2 separate regions of the Homo sapiens genome follow, and region 2 is linked to region 1. A link is an interaction called in ENCODE POLR2A ChIA-PET data of the cell type or tissue named here. Cell type or tissue: OCI-LY7. All regions are shown on one strand.

The links. ChIA-PET counts read pairs that join two places held together with the same protein. Peaks named below come from ENCODE experiments on the same cell type or tissue, not always from the same donor. Only the 100,000 strongest peaks of a DNase experiment are listed, where the experiment ranks them.
Region 2: POLR2A ChIA-PET joins it to region 1 with 10 read pairs; 7 of 35 experiments call an interaction of 5 or more read pairs at or near these places.

What each region holds. Positions count from the first base shown.
Region 1 is chr20:5,590,685-5,598,684 of GRCh38, forward strand. GPCPD1 (glycerophosphocholine phosphodiesterase 1) reads right to left here. Exons shown (of 20, transcript NM_019593.5): 4 at 2,643-2,727. Among named protein-coding and RNA genes, the nearest start is that of GPCPD1, 16 kb to the right of the region's middle. RefSeq lists a silencer at 2,539-2,833. In OCI-LY7, no CTCF peak of the experiment used is centred here; DNase peaks (open chromatin) are centred at 2,677, 3,035, 3,667 and 6,307; H3K4me3 peaks cover 6,370 bases; H3K27ac peaks cover 8,000 bases.
Region 2 is chr20:5,675,553-5,683,552 of GRCh38, forward strand. No RefSeq gene overlaps it. Among named protein-coding and RNA genes, the nearest start is that of GPCPD1, 69 kb to the left of the region's middle. In OCI-LY7, no CTCF peak of the experiment used is centred here; DNase peaks (open chromatin) are centred at 89 and 3,989; H3K4me3 peaks cover 470 bases; H3K27ac peaks cover 2,757 bases.

The DNA.
Region 1 (8,000 bases):
AGAATTTTAGATACTAATAAACTATTGTACAAAATGACAAACTAGACTATTCTGAAAATAATTATCTATCGCAGGTGACTGATTGTCTTGTTAAAGGAAGGACTTAAAACTCAAGGGAGATCGAGGTCAAAATAAGATAGTTTGTAATGAATCTAATTATGAGTGAATGTTAGCAGCTATGAAAGTTAGAAACATAGATATGTGCTGAAAAATAAAGATGTATTTCTACAAAAATGAAGGAAAAATTTCAAAGGATACAATGAAAAACTGGCTAACATTTGACTATGAGGAAACATCCCTAATTCTACCCACAAGCAAAGAGGGGTGGATACAGAAAAAAAAAAGTTGAAATTACATGTTAATTCAGAAAGTATCTTTGGTGAAGATGTGACATCAGTGGACTACCTGCAGATTCATACCAATGTTTTCATTCCAGGAATACTCACTACTTTTGTGTGCTATGTTCAAATAAGATACTATTTTGTTTTGTCATCTGTGAAATTATTTTAAAATGTAACACATTAACACCTTATCTTAATTCACAAAGAGAACACGTCATTGTGAAAAACTGAGAAAAACGATTTCAGGACTCTTCTAAACTAAAAGGAATATGCCAGAAAAAGCAGTGCATGGAAGAAAAATGAATGGTAAAATTTCATTTACTCAATAAAATTTTGCAATGAAAGGATCTAAAAATCTGTAGTTCAAACCTTTTGTTTTATAGATGAGGAGGCTAAAGCCTAAAGGTCAACTGGCTTGTCCATAATCGCAAAACTTTTAGCTTTGGTTCCAAAACTGCCTGGGTAGATTACCTCCTAAAACTTTCAACACAGTAAAATTAACCTTTCTCCCATTTCAGCTTTTTAATGCTTTCATTATTTGTTTTCCTATCATTCTTTATATTCGTAACATTATGTATTCCAATAATTTACATCATTTCACAATTTAAGATGCCTTGCACATTACTTCTATTATTTGACAATGTACAACTAGACAAAGTTTCATAATACTTCTATTAAAAATGTTTTATTTAAAAAGCGCCACCAACTTTTTTAAAGTGTCACATTAAGCTGGCATGTGGAGAAAAAAACTGTAGCCATATGCATGGGATTTTATGTAGCTATTTACTCGATTCCATGAAAAACATACTTACCATGGCAGCCCCTGCATCACACGGTACATGTGTACACGATACAGAGCACCTACTTAAAGAAACACACTCACCAACACATACTGTAAACTTTTGCAAGTATTACAAGGAGAAAAACTTGTTTTTACTGTTAAGCAGACTTCTTGCCAATTTTTTCAAAAGGTATTTTGGACTGATCTGCTGCTTTTGGTAACATTTTCAATGAAGAGGATAAATACTTAGGTTGGCTTAATTTGACCTGTGTTGACAATAGTCTTACTTTAGAAAACTATGCCCAAAGAACTCATTATCATCTTTCTCATCCAAACTCCCCTAAGTAAAATTTAGTTGGTTTCACATATTACAAAGCTAAATTTCATATACCAGGATCCTCAGGTAAACTTTCCATATCTATGACCTATGTATCTACACACAATTGCTTAAGTTATACTAAAGAACTTTACCATGATGCATAACCCCATGCCAAATAAATGAGATGCCCTTTTCTTAAGTTAAAGTGAAACTATTGTCAAGAAAAGCCAACACAATGATCAACCACAATGTAATTTAAGTTCAATTACTGTGTATTCACAAAATATTCTTGGAACAAGAAACGTAATAGGTGCAAAAGACAGCTAAAGTGGGTTTGTCATTTTTTGTCATTTTGTCTCTTTTCTTTGTATAATGGTGGCTAAGAGCACGAGGTAACAGTGGCTGCTTGCATTTTTCACACGTAACAAAAACACTTAATGACTCCCAAAGGAAATACATTTTTTAACAAGAGCTAATCCATGATTTGTATCCTAGACCCCTGCCTAAACCCTTGTTCATATGCAGCCCAAGGGTGTCAAATGTAAAAGTCTGAAGGAAAAGAATCCTTTCAGCAAATAAGTATCTTTAGAATAAAAGGAAAATGATTAACTTTTTTTCTTTTCTGAATATGAAAACAATCCCAAAATAATGAATTGTGAACAGGCAAATTTAGAATAGATATGCCAAAGGCCTCCAGAAAAGATAGGGGTCTTATCAATAACATCTTTGAAAAAATCTAAAAGGAATCAATTAAATTTTGATCAGAGTTAACACAGCCACTAAGAGATGGCTGCTGTGAAATAATTTTTTTAATTACTCACTTAAAACAGGCTATATACTTCTCTAAATGTATTTACATCACATAAGGATTAAAAAACAAAACCAAAAGTAAAAGCTCTGCAAGTGGTTCCTAACTAGTTTACAAAAGTTACCGAAAATGCACACTTACAGAGAACACATTAAAACCAATTTCATAAGAATACTGCAGAACATACTTACTATGTCTTTTTAAAATTCCATGGCAGACATCATCTGCCTCTGAAGTGGCTACTTCCTTGGTTTTGGTAAATTTTATTAATCAAGAGTTCTATTCCTTATTTGACCAAAGCAAATGCATTTTACTTTGAACGTGTTCAAACTTAAGTGAGTTGCTTTTGAAGGAAGTGCTAAAGGAATTGGAAACTAGATAAAGAAAACATACCTTTGGTTCTAAAAAGTACCCTTTGAAGTAGCGATACTGAACTGATACTCCTCTACTGAGTACAATGGTTGCTTTCCATAGCATGCTGTGAAGAAAGAAAATTAAAAGCAGCAGCATCAATATCAAACTACAGTGCATAAAGACTTCTTAATTCACAAAACTCCTCAAATAAAACGTATGACCAATATCACTTATTTATTCCTACACAAAATTTTACAGGCCTACTCTGTAGCAGGCAATGGGAACACAGGGGTATATACTGCAGAAAGAGCCTTATCTTCAAAGAGCTTCCTTTGCTGTGTGGGTAGACAGAAAAATAACCAAAGAAGATAGACAGAACGAAGTTCTGGAGGAGGCTTTTAAAAGGAAGGAAGGTTTTAATGAGGAAGCGCTGTCTGAGCTCAGGTCTAAATGATGAGAAGGAACCAGCCATATAAAGAGCCAGGATAAGTTTCCAAACAGAAAATTCAAGTTGTACAAAAGTGGAAGCCAGAGTCAGAATCTTCTGTGACTTCCCACTTAGCGAGGGATGTTACATGGCTGATAAGAGACTTTGGGTCGCAGCTTTTGTGTCACAAATGAGAGATAAACATGAGTTACACTCCTATTCTTGACTATCCGTTATTCTAAGCTGTCCTACCCAGGCTCTGGCTATTCCTCAGACAAGCAGTCAGAACCTGTATCTTGTTTCAGGCCAATGTCTTTCTCTGAACTATGTTATTCTAACAGAAACTAAAGATTTGACTCAACAGCTGCCTTAAGGTCAAGAATTCACTACAATTCATTACTGTAACTGAGTTTTAGCTTCAAATAATAAACTAGTGCTATCCACAGCATGGTCCCAGACCATCATTAGTAGCTGGGAGCTTCTTAGAAATGCAAATTCTCAGGCCCTACCCAGACTTATTGAATTAGGAACTCTGGGGGTGGGGGCCCAGTAACCTGTATTTTAACAAGCCTCCAGGTAACTTTTTTTTTTTTGAGACGGAGTCTTGCTCTGTCACCCAGAGTGAAGTGCAGTGGCGCGATCTCAGCTCACTGCAAGCTCCGCCTCCCGGGTTCATGCTATTCTCCCACCTCAGCGTCCCCAGTAGCTGGGACTACAGGCACCCGCCACCACGCCTGGCTAACTTTGTTTTTTTATTTTTAGTAGAGACGGGTTTCACCGCATTAGCCAGGATGGTTTCGATCTCCTGACCTCATGATCCAACCGCCTCGGCCTCCCAAAGTGCTGGGATTACAGGCATGAGCCACCAGGCCCGGCCGCCTCCAGGTAACTTTTATAAACACTTTGAGAACCCCTGTCATAGACCATTAACCAAACGTTAATTCAGCATGAGTAGTTTAGCCCTACCTGGCTCTGCTAAGACAGGTTTTAGGGCATTGTCCTTACTCTGATACAAGCTTAGCTCCTAAAATAAATACAGATATAGCTCATTGTATTGCACTTTATTATACTTCACAGATACTGTGTTTTTTACAAATTGAAGGTCTGTGGCAAACTTGAGTCGAGCAAGTCTATCAGTGCCATTTTCCCAACAACATGTGCTTACTTCGTGTCTATGTCACAGTTTGGCAAATCTCATAATGTTTCAAACTTTTTTGTTATTATTATATCTGTTATGGTGATTGCATGCTACAGAAAAATCTTTCATGAAAGGAACAGTTAATCAATGTAGTAAACTTCACTGTCTTATTTTAAGAAATTGACACTGTCCTTCAACCTTCAGCAACCACGACTCTGATCAGTTAGCAGCCATCAACATTGAGACAAAACTCTCCACCAGCAAAAAGATTGCAATTCACTAAAGGCTCAAATGATTGTATCATTTTTTAGCAATAAAGTATTTTTTAATTAAGGTATGTACATTTTTAAAAATCACTGCTTTAAACAAACCAACATGGAACATGTATATATATGTAACAAACCTGCACGTTCTGCACATGTACCCTAGAACTTAAAGTATAATAATAAAAAATAAATAAATAATAAATAAGTAAAAATCACTGCTTTAAAGCAAGAATAGCAAATGCTGCCAGGCGTGGTGGCTCACGCCTGTAATCCCAACTCTTTGGGAGGCTGAGGTGGGCGGATCATGAGGTCAGGAGTTCAAGACCAGCCTGACCAACATTATGAAACCACATTTCTACAAAAAATATAAAAATTAGCCAGGCGAGATGGCACAAGCCTGTAATCCCAGCTACTCAGGAGGCTGAGGCAGGCGAATCACTTGAACCTGGGAGGCTGAGGTTGCAGTGAGCCCAGATCGCGCCACTGTACTCCAGCCTGGGTGACAGAGTGAGATTCCATCTCAAAACAAAAACAAAAACAAAAACAAAAAAAGAATAGCAAATGCTTGACACATGTTCCCTATTTTTCCCCAATAAGCCTCAGAATCCTTTTCAACAGAGGTTTCCAGGTGGACTCTTCCAATTAAGAATAGAAAGTTGCCATTTCTGCTACCCCAAAAAGAAAAAAAGGGGGGGGGACAAATTCCCAGTACTACCTCATCTCCAAAACAGCCAGTTGGAGCATGTGAAACTAGCCCCACTAGTGCAGAGTAGAATTACTAATAAGCTGTGAAAAACGTGCTGCCGCCTCTCCCTCAGCCATTATTTCTCAATCTCCAGGAGCAGGATCTAGGTATGTGTATTTTTTTTCAAGTCCTCCCAAGTGATTCTAATGCGATCCCTGGTAAAGAACCACTAAATGAAAACAAGAGATGAAGAAGGCAAAGCAGTGAGTCTTTTTACTCCACTTGTCTAAGCAAATGTGGCAAATTTAAGAATGAACCAGAACCCAGGCATAGTGGCTTATACCCAGCACGCTGGGAGGCTGAGGCGGGAGGGCAGCTTGAGCCAGGAGTTCACAAACAGCCTAGGTCTCAACACAGTGAAACCTCATCTCTATAAAAAAATTTTAATGAGCTGGGCATGATGGTGTACACCTAGCTACTCGAGAGGCTGAGGCAGGAAGATCACCGGAGCCCAGGAGTTTGAGGTTAGAGTGAACCGAAATCGTGTCATCGCACTCCAGCCTGTGTGACAGAATGAGACCCTGTCTAAAAAATTTTAAAAAAAGAATCAGAACTATTTGGTGAACTAAAGACAAAATAATCTGATGAAATTAAATCAAAACCAGGAAAGACGGGTAGTCATATGGTGGTTTAGTGCAGCTGCCTAATTCTGAATTGCCCTTATATCCTTTCCCAAAATACCATAAAATCTACAAGGAGGGCAAATGAAACCACAAGTGACCCACATCTTCAGCAGTATTAGGAAACAATACCATGACCTTCAAGTTTTCTCTAAGCAGAAAAAAATTCCAGGAGAGCTCTAGCTGCCATGAGCCTGTGGGTAGGGAGAGCTGGTAAGAGAAAGCTTAAGACGCTCCCTGAAAGACAGGGGCACAGCAGACTTAGATGCAGAGCACATTAAAATTCCAAAGAAACACAATTTTAAAACTCACGAATATTGTCTAAAGGCACATGGATTCCTGTGTATCTACTCCCTTCTCCCTGTGAAACACTGTTTATCTGCTACCTGTGAATCAATTCTATTTCATTGTACATGCACAACATATGAACAACTGGTCCTCTTAAAATTGTTAAGTGTCTTATCCTGTTCACATCTTTTTGACCAAGTTGGCTGAAACTGACTTAGGACAGGCAGGGGTGTGTTTTAGAGACAAGTTCAGAAAGATATGAGGTTTCACTTCAGACCAGAGTGGCTGATCTGAAAATCGAAGAAAAAATAGCCACTTGAAGGAAATACTAGTCTGTGAAAGACTAGTAAAGAATATATACTATTAAAGTAATACTATTTACCAACAGAACTCTTATAAGGAGAGCTGAGAATTGGCTGAGAAAATATGTCATACTAGTGACAAACTAGAAAAAAGGGAGTTCTGTGTTTTTTAATTTTCTTTCTCCTAGCTTACATTACTGTTATTTTTTTACTTTCCTTTGTTATTTTCCGTTGCTTTACCACCAGTGCTCCTCAAACTATTTGCTGTGAATGACCAGCATTTTTTGTTTGCTTTACTCAACCTGTCTGGTGACCAATATTCTGATCTACATACCCAGTTCAATGAGATGTGTCCACAGTGACATGCATGGAGTCAAACTGCTATACACATTTCTAAATGCTTGCTCTCAGTTTTTGTATTTCTCACATCATGGATTGATTTTTTTAAAAGTCTTTTGGACTGGTACTGGTGCACAGGCCACATTTTAAGACATGCTGCTCTACAGGAAAATAGAGCCTTAGCAATCACCTAATCGGGCACTGGATATACTTGTATGCTATTTAGGAAAACCTATAACACTTCCAACTATCCACAGTGGGGTAAGTGCCACCTCTGCTGACATCCACTCATCTATGCTAACCCCTTTTTATCATGCAGATGAGGTAACTGAGGCCTACAGACATCAGCCGCCCAAGTTCACACTTAACTGCAGAAGAGTGGCTGACACCCAGATTTACCTTTCTCCATCCACTGTGCCCATACTAAGTTTACTGATGGATTCAATGCCACTAGTGAATACATTTCTTCATATTAGCTAAGCTATCTAAGTATGTGTTCCACTCTCTGCTCCTTTTAACACCACATACTTCAAGGAAATACTTTTATAGGCAAATACAAAAATTAGATCTCTTATCAAGAATATGTACTTACCATTAAAAAAAGAAATCAGAAAAAATTAAAAAGAAGAAAATAATATATAGTGACCAGACAAATGTTAATGCCTTAAAATGTTTCTTCAAATAAGAAAGCAAGGTGGGAGGATCTCAAGTCCAGGAATTTGAGATCAGCCTGGGCAACATAACCAGACACCACCTTTGTGCCAAAAAAAACCCCAAAAAACAAACAAACAAAAAAGTAATGCCATCTCCACACCAAAAACAAAAAACAAAAAAACAACCACAATTAACAAGGCATGGTCATGGGTGCCTATAGTCACAGCTACTCAGGAGGCTGAGGCGCAAGGATCGCTTCAGCCCAGGAGTTCAAGGCTGCATTGAGCTAGGATCACACCACTGTACTCCAGCCTGGGTAACAGAGTGAGACCCTGTCTAACTAATTATGGTGGTAAGTACCTAAAGAACCAGTCAAGAATTAAAAGTATATTCAATTATCCTGAGTTGTAAAAATAAAAAATACATCTAAAAAAAAAAAAAGAAATGAAAGTGGTTGAGAGGCAGGGATTAACAGTAAGAGAGGAACCTGTTTTTCCCACACAAATTTTGTAAAATTATTTCACTCATAAAACTATGCAACGTGATAATGTTGATAAAAATTATAACTAAAAGAAAAAATACCAAGATATCTTAAAAGCCCCTAACATCATAAGGTTA
Region 2 (8,000 bases), 85 kb after region 1:
AATAACACTCATCTGTCACCCATGCAATGCCTTTCACAGTTGACTGAGAGCCAATTTTATCTTGCTGTCACATAGAGTGTCCTTTTTATCATTGCAGTTGCACACTTCCCACAATCTTTAGGCAAAGAGGCGGAACTGCCTCATCTACGTGTATAGAAGTTATCTTGTTGCCCGGGTTGGAGTGTGCAGTGTGCAGTCTTGCCTCACTGCAGCCTTGACCTCCTGGGTTTAAGCAATCCTCCTGCCTCAGCCTCCTGAGTTTCTAGGACTACATACATGCCACCATGCTGGGCTAATTAAAAAAAATTTTTTTTGTAGAGATAGGGTCTTGCTATGTTGCCCAGGCTGCTCTCAAACTCCTGGCTTCAAGTGATTCTCCCACCTCAGCGTTCTAATATGTAGGGATTATAGGTGTCAGCCACCATGCTCAGCCTCTCTTGTGTCTCTGAAGAAGGTGCTGGTGAAGAAAGGATCTGGGGCGTCCCAGGTGAGGGAGAACTTTCCAACGCATGCAATCCATCTTGGGCCTCAGGTGACACCCTTGTATCATTCTGAATTAGGAAACGCTTCATTTTTTTAAACCTCATTATGCAAGGAGAATATTTTTTAAAATATTTTAAGGCCAGGCGCAGTGGCTTATGCCTGTAATCCTAGCACTTTTGGAGGCCGAGGCAGGTGGATCACCTGAGGTTGGGAGTTTGAGACCAGCCTGGCCAACATGGTGAAACCCCATCTCTACTAACAACACAAAAAGTACACTGGGCATGGTGGTGCCTGCCTGTAATCTCAGCTACTTGGGAGGCTGAGGCAGGAGAATCGCTTGAACCTGGGAGGCAGAGGTTGGAGGAAGCTGAGATTGTGCCACTGCACTCCGGCCTGGGCGACAGAAGGAGACTCTGTTTCAAAAAAGAAAAAAAAATGCAATCAAAACAAAAATAATAATCATTATGATATGATACCCATGGATTAACCACTCAGATTTAATGGATTTGAACATTTTTACACAATAGATTCTGGTGTGATTTTTTAAAAAAAGTTTATTAAAAAAAATAAAACTGGCTGGGCACGGAGGCTCACGCCTATAATCCCAGCACTTTGGGAAGCTGAGGCGGGTGGATAGCCTGAGATCAAGAGTTTGAAACCAGTCTGGCCAACATGGTGAAACCCTGACTCTACTAAAAATACAAAAATTATCCAGGCGTGGTGGCACATGCCTGTAATCCCAGCTACTCGGGAGGCTGAGGCAGAAGAATTGCTGGAACCCAGGAGGTGGAGGTTGCGGTGAGCCGAGATCTCACCACTGCACTCCAGCCTGGGCAACAGAGCTAGACTCGGTGTCAAAGAAATAAATCAATTAGATTAAATTTAAAAAAAAACTATGCAACTACAGCTAACTCCTTCCACCCTGTCCCAATCCTTTCTTGTACTTCCTTTTGCAGAGGTAACCAGCTTCCTGAACTGAGAGAGATCATTAGTGAGCATAGTTTTATTTTCTTCTTTTTTTCTTTTTCTTTTTATTTAAATAATAGGGACGAGGTCTTGCTATGTTGAACAGTCTGGTCTTGAACTCCTGGCCTCAAGCAATCCTCCCATCTCAGCCTCCCAAAGTGCTGGGATTATAGACGTGAGCCACCATACCCAGCCAACTAATGAGCATAGTTTTAAATCTCCCCACATAAATACGTGCATCATTCAGGGCCTTGACAAGCATGTGCAAACGGGGTCATGGAAGACAATTTCATAAAAGTTCTCTTTGCAAATGTAGAGGCTGCAATAAGGGACCCCAGAAAGGGATGGTGAAGCATCTTGGGGGTAGCAACTGGAGGTCCCCTGCTACAGAACTCAGAAAGACTTGCCACTGTAGCAGAGGGTTACCGACAGTACTTGTGGTCTTCAGTGAACAAATGCAGCCTCTGCAAACCCCTGGCAAAGAGGGAGTAGGCAAGGAGAGGAAGAGAGTTAATTCCCCCTGCCTGTCTCTTCTCCTCCCCTCTGACTCCTACTGGTGCTTCCCATTGGATGAACCCAACCAAAGACAGAGAAAAGAGTTCTCTGATAAGGTCTGTAAAGCTTCCCAGGGCCAGAAGTAGGTAGAGAAGGCCAGGAAGAGGATGTGACAGCTGGAGAATATGTGTCCACAAACAACACAAAGCATTATTTGTGTGTTTTACAAATTCTCTTAAACGATATCACGCTTTTACATGGTTTTTGTTTGTTTTTCTCGAGACAGAATCTCACTCTTATTGCCCAGACTGGAGTGCAGTAGCGCGATCTCGGCTCACTGCAACCTCCACCTCCTGGGTTCAAGCGATTCTCCCGCCTCAGCTACCAAGTAGCTGGGATTACAGGCATGCGCCACCACACCCAGCTAATTTTTTTCTGTTTAGTAGAGATGGGGTTTCACCATGTTGGCCAGGATGGTCTCTAACTCCTGACCTCAAGTGATCCACCTGTCTTGGCCTCTCAAAGTGCTAGGATTATAGGCGTGAGCCACCGTGCCTGGCCTAATTCCTGCATTTATTTTAACTACTCTGTAGTATTCCATTGTTTTGCTATCCCGAGAAATGTTGCAATGAACAGGCTTAGGTACACACGGCCTGACCCATAAGCTCAAGAAACTTGCTTGGGTATTTATACAGAAGTAAATTTGGCTGCGTGTGGTGGCTCATGCATGCAATCCCAACACTTTCGAAGGTCAAGGTGGGCAGATCACTTGAGGTCAGGAGTTTGAGACCAGCCTGGCCAACATAGCGAAACCCCGTCTCTCCTGAAAATACAAAAAATTATTTGGGCATGGTGGTACACACCTGTAAGTCCAGCTACTCAGGAGGCTGAGACATGAGAATCACTTGAACCCAGGAGGCAGAGGTTGCAGTGAGCTGAGATCGCACCACTGCACCCCAGCCTAGGCAACAGAGCAAGACTCTGTCTCAAAAAGAACAACAAAAAAACCTGCTTAAAAAAAAATATATTTGTTGAATTGAAATTATGTACATATCAACTTTACTAAGTACTGCAAAATTGTTCTCTATTGTAATTATTCCAATTTTTCACTCCCACAGACTGAGTATAAAAGCCCGTTTCTGATTCTCCACCCTCACCACAGTTAGTGTTATCAGGATTGAAAAAGTTGCCAATCTAATGGCTCTGAAATTGTGTCTCATGGTTATTTTAATTTGCATTTCCCTGCTCTATACTTTTCTATACCTCATAATCTCCAATGGTGACACTGAAATCATGACAAACCTTCTATTATCACAAAGCAGGTATTAATGCTGCTAATGTTCACAGAATCAATGGCCATTACAAAATGTGCCTTCAGTTGATTGCTCACACCTCAGACTCCTTGAGTTTTCCATACATACAGCTCATGAATGCCAGATTACATGCTGAGCGATTTCATGAAGGAATGCTTGCCAATCAGCTCCATGAGAAAGCGATTCAAAATGATGTTGGTTTCCTATGTTTTCTTGTCACTTTTGAAGAATCCTGTTGAAATGCAAGTCACTTATGGAATGAGCTCCAAGATCTTTTTTTTTTCCCACATGAAAAATACAAGATATGAAACAGCAGGTGTTAGCAGGTTTGTGTTTGTTTAAAATTTAAAAACATGTAAAATGCTTATGAGAGTGTGCCTCTGGGGAGGAAACATAATTTCAGACTTACAGTGGGAAATAGATTTAGTTTTCATATAGAACTCTTGAAAATTTTTCGCTTTTGTTTTTTTTTTACCACCTCCAAATAGGCTAACAAACCAAAAAAATATGATCTGATTAAAACACAATTTGTGACTTTTTTAAAATCCCAAATTCTTTTGTTTTAACTTGCCATTAAATGGATGATTAAATACTGTTTTGGTCCACTGCGGCTGTTATAACAGAATATCATAGTCTGGGTGGCTTATAAACAACAGAAATCTATTTCTCACAGTTCTGGTAGCTGTGAATTTCAAGAACAAGGCAATAGCAGATTCAGCCTCTGGTGAGGGCCCACTTCCTGGTTCATAAAGCCTCTTGCTATAATCTTGCATAGCAGAAGGGGACAGGGGAACTCTCTGGGGTCGCTCTCTCTTTTTTTTTTTTTTTTTTTTTTTTGAGACGGAGTTTTTCTCTCGTTGCCCAGGCTAGAGTGCAATGGTGCAATCTTGGCTCACTGCAACCTCCACCTCCCAGGTTCAAGCGATTCTCCTGCCTCAGCCTCCTGAGTAGCTGGGATTACAGGCATGTGCCACCATGCCCGGCTAATTTTTGTATTTTTAGTAGAGACAGGGTTTCTCCATGTTGGTCAGGTTGGTCTCGAACTCCCGACCTCAGGTGATCCACCTGCCTCAGCCTCCCAAAGTGCCAGGATTACAGGCTTGAGCCACCACACCTGGCCTGGGGTCTCTTTTATGAGGACACTAATCCCATTCATGAGGGCTCCACCCTCATGACCTAATCACCTCCCAAAGGCCCCAGTTCCTAGCCCATTGCATTGGGGATTAGGTTTTAATGTATAAATTTTGGGGGGACATGAACATTCAGTCTATAGCAAATACAGAGCTATGTGAAAGGGAAATTTCTAAAATCAGAGATTTCCTTTTACTATAAACAATACACACTCTTCTTTCGGTTTAAAAGTCATCATAAATGGAGGCCAGTTTAACACCCTGGAAAAGAAGGACAAACAGTTGTCAAACTACTGCAAAATTGCTTAGAAAACTTTAGGCCAGTCTCATGTTTTTATTTCAAGGAAGTTGTGAAATTTACTTTTCCATCTATAAAACAGCAGTGTGACTGTGCTCTGTGGAAATCAATTTTTTATTTAGAAAAAATATTCCATTGTGCATTCCTCCCATATGAGCAACACATTTACCTAGGAAGATAGCAGATGATTTTGTAACCCTAGGTATCCACATGCATGATCACTTTGTCCTCTTCCACTCCTGTGATAACTCCCTCCACAGTGCCATTAGTGCTTTGCCCTGGTTCCTGGGAAGGGACACATGGATGAGTGAAAACATTTTCCTGGGAGCAAAGCAACTATCCAGATCAATCAAATTCTTTTCCCCATGGACTCAAATACACATTTCCTACCTAACAAGTTTTTTTTTTTTTTTTTTTTTTTTTTTTGAGACGGAGTCTCACTCTGTCACCCAGGCTGAATGGAGTGAAGTGGCATGATCATGGCTCACTGCAACCTCCACCTCCCAGGTTCAAGTGATTCTCCTGCCTTAGCCTCCCAAGTAGCTGGGATTACAGGCAGCCGCCACCAAACACAGCTAATTTTTGTATTTTTGGTAGAGATGGGGTTTCCACCATGCTGGCCAGGCTTGTCTCAAACTCCTGACCTTAGGTGATCCATCTGCTTCGGCCTCCCAAAGTGCTGGGATTACAGGCATGAGCCACCGTGCCCAGCCTTCTTTTTTTTTTTTTTTTTAAATTTGAGACAGATTGTCCCTCTGTCATCCAGGCTGGAGTGCAGGATCTCGATCTCAGTTCACTCCAACTTCTACCTCCCAGGTTCAAGAGATTCTCATGCCTCAGCATTCCCAGTAGCTGGGATTAAAAGTGTGTGAGACCACGCCCGGCTAATTTTTGTATTTTTAGTAGAGACAGGGTTTCACCATGTTGGCCAGGCTGGTCTCAAACTCTTGACCTCAAGCGATCTGCCCACCTCAGCCTCCCAAAGTACTGAGATTACAGGCGTGAGCCACCACACCCGGCTTCTATCAAGTATTTTAAAAAATATATTTTTTTCATTGATCAATAACTGAAAAAATGTTTCATTTTGAAGGTAAGTTGTATGTTGGCTGGTTGTTTTTTGGGAGCTGATGTTAAAGGCACTATTATAATAATAGATATACTAGATATGATTGTTATTTTATGTACAATTTCAATATATGTATAGACAAAATCATGTAATAATTTATACAGTATTTAAAATTTTGAAAGCAGTTTCATAAACTTTCCCCCCTCCTTCCTGCATAACAAGTTCTTTTGAACCTACCAGAACTATTTATTTATTTATTTTTCTTTTTTTTTTTTGAGACAGGGTCTCACTCTGTCACTCAGGCTGGAGTGCAGTGGTGTGATCACAGCTCACTCCCAGGCTCAAGGGATCCTTCCACCTCAGTCTCTTGAGTAGCTGGGACCACCGGTGCACACCACAACGCCTGGCTAATTTTTTGTATTTTTGGTAGAGACAGGGTTTTGCCATGTTGTCCAGACTGGTCTTGAATTCATGAGCTCAAGGAGATCCACCTGTCTTGGCCTCCCAAAGTGCTAAGATTACAGGCGTGAGCCACCGTGCCTGAATTGTTCAAGGACAATTCAGAAATCCAAATCCATATGGCTAATTCTATTCATTTACTCATTCTTTCTCCCAGATTTTTATTCAACAAGCATATATTGAGTGTACATTGTGAGCTAGAGATGGGTTAGGTGCTGAGATAGAAAGATGCATAGAAATCCCAGTAAGATGCCACAATATAGTAGAAGAGACAGGATGTATGGATAGCTAATTGCAATAAAGCACTACAAGGGCTGTGAGAGTCAGCTATATCCAACCTAGAGCATGTAGGTCAGTTAGCTATTACTGTGTAACTAACAGCCCATAAATTCTTTATAACATACGGTACCATTTTGCTCATGCATCTAGGAGTTGTCTGGGTGTCAGCTGATCTAGGCAGGCTCAGCTGGGATGACTTGACTTGCCTCCATATATCTCTCATCTTCCTCCTGGAACTAAAGGGCTGGCCTACACATGTTCTTTTCATTCTTATAGCAGAGGGGCAGGAAGGAACATACGTGGCTTCTTAAGGCCTAGGTACAAAACTGGCACATTGTCACCTCCCATTTTTCACTGGCTAAAGTAAGTCATGTGGCCAAACCCAAAGCCAAAGAGTCAATAAATATATTCCATCCATTTAGAGGGAAGGATCACACATTTATTCAGAAAATGGCATGAAAAATGGGGAGTGAGTGAAGTATTTCAATTAATAATATGACCTTTCAGAGATGGATACAGAATGAGAAATAATTGGCTGAGGTGCAAGCAAAAGATGCTGAGGAAAGTGGTGAGCATCTGTATTTTTCACTCTCATAAGTGGTTCACTATCCCCTCCCCTCCCCTCCCCCCTCACTCCGTCCCTCCCTCCCTCCCTCCCTCCCTTCCTTCCTTCCCTTTTTTTGAACGGGGTCTCTCTCTGTAGCCCAGGCTGGAGTACAGTGGTGCAATCATAGTTCACTGCAGCCTCCTGGGGCACAAGCAATCCTCCCACCTCAGTCTCCCAAGAAGCTGGGACTACAGGCATGTGCCACCATGCCTGGCTAATTTTTAAAAATTTTTTTGTGGTGTCTGAGCACAGTGGCTCATGCCTGTAGTCCCAACACTTTGGGAGGCCCAGGCAGGTGGATCACTTGAGCCCAGGAGTTCGAGACCAGCTTGGGCAACATGGTGAGATACAAAAAGATTTAAAAATTAGCTGGGCTTGGTGGCACACACCTGTAGTCCTAGCTACTTTGGAAGCTGAAGTGGGTAGATCACTTAAGCCTGGAAGGCAGACGTTGCCATGAGCTGAGATCACACCGTTGCACTACAACCTGAGTGACAGAATGAGACCCTGTCTCAAAAAATAAATATAAATGCATACATAAATAAATAAATTTTTTGTAGACGGAGGAGGTCTCACTCCTGGTTTCCCAGGCTGATCTCAAGCTCCTGGGCTCAAGCAATCCTTCTGTCTTGGCCTCCCAAAGTGCTGGGATTACAGGTGTGAGCCACCACGCCTGGCCATGGTTCACTATTATTTCATTAATTTTACTTTGTTCCCTTCGCATAGGTTGTAAATTCCTTGTGAGCAGAACTATAAATTACATGTGCTCTGTGTTCCTCTCCACACTTTGGCTTATACTGGTTTATTAATGGATTGACTATTAATAATGGACTCAGGGAATAGAAACTACAAAGAACATAGGATACCATTCCTGGTTGGATGCAGTGGCTCACGCCTGTAATCC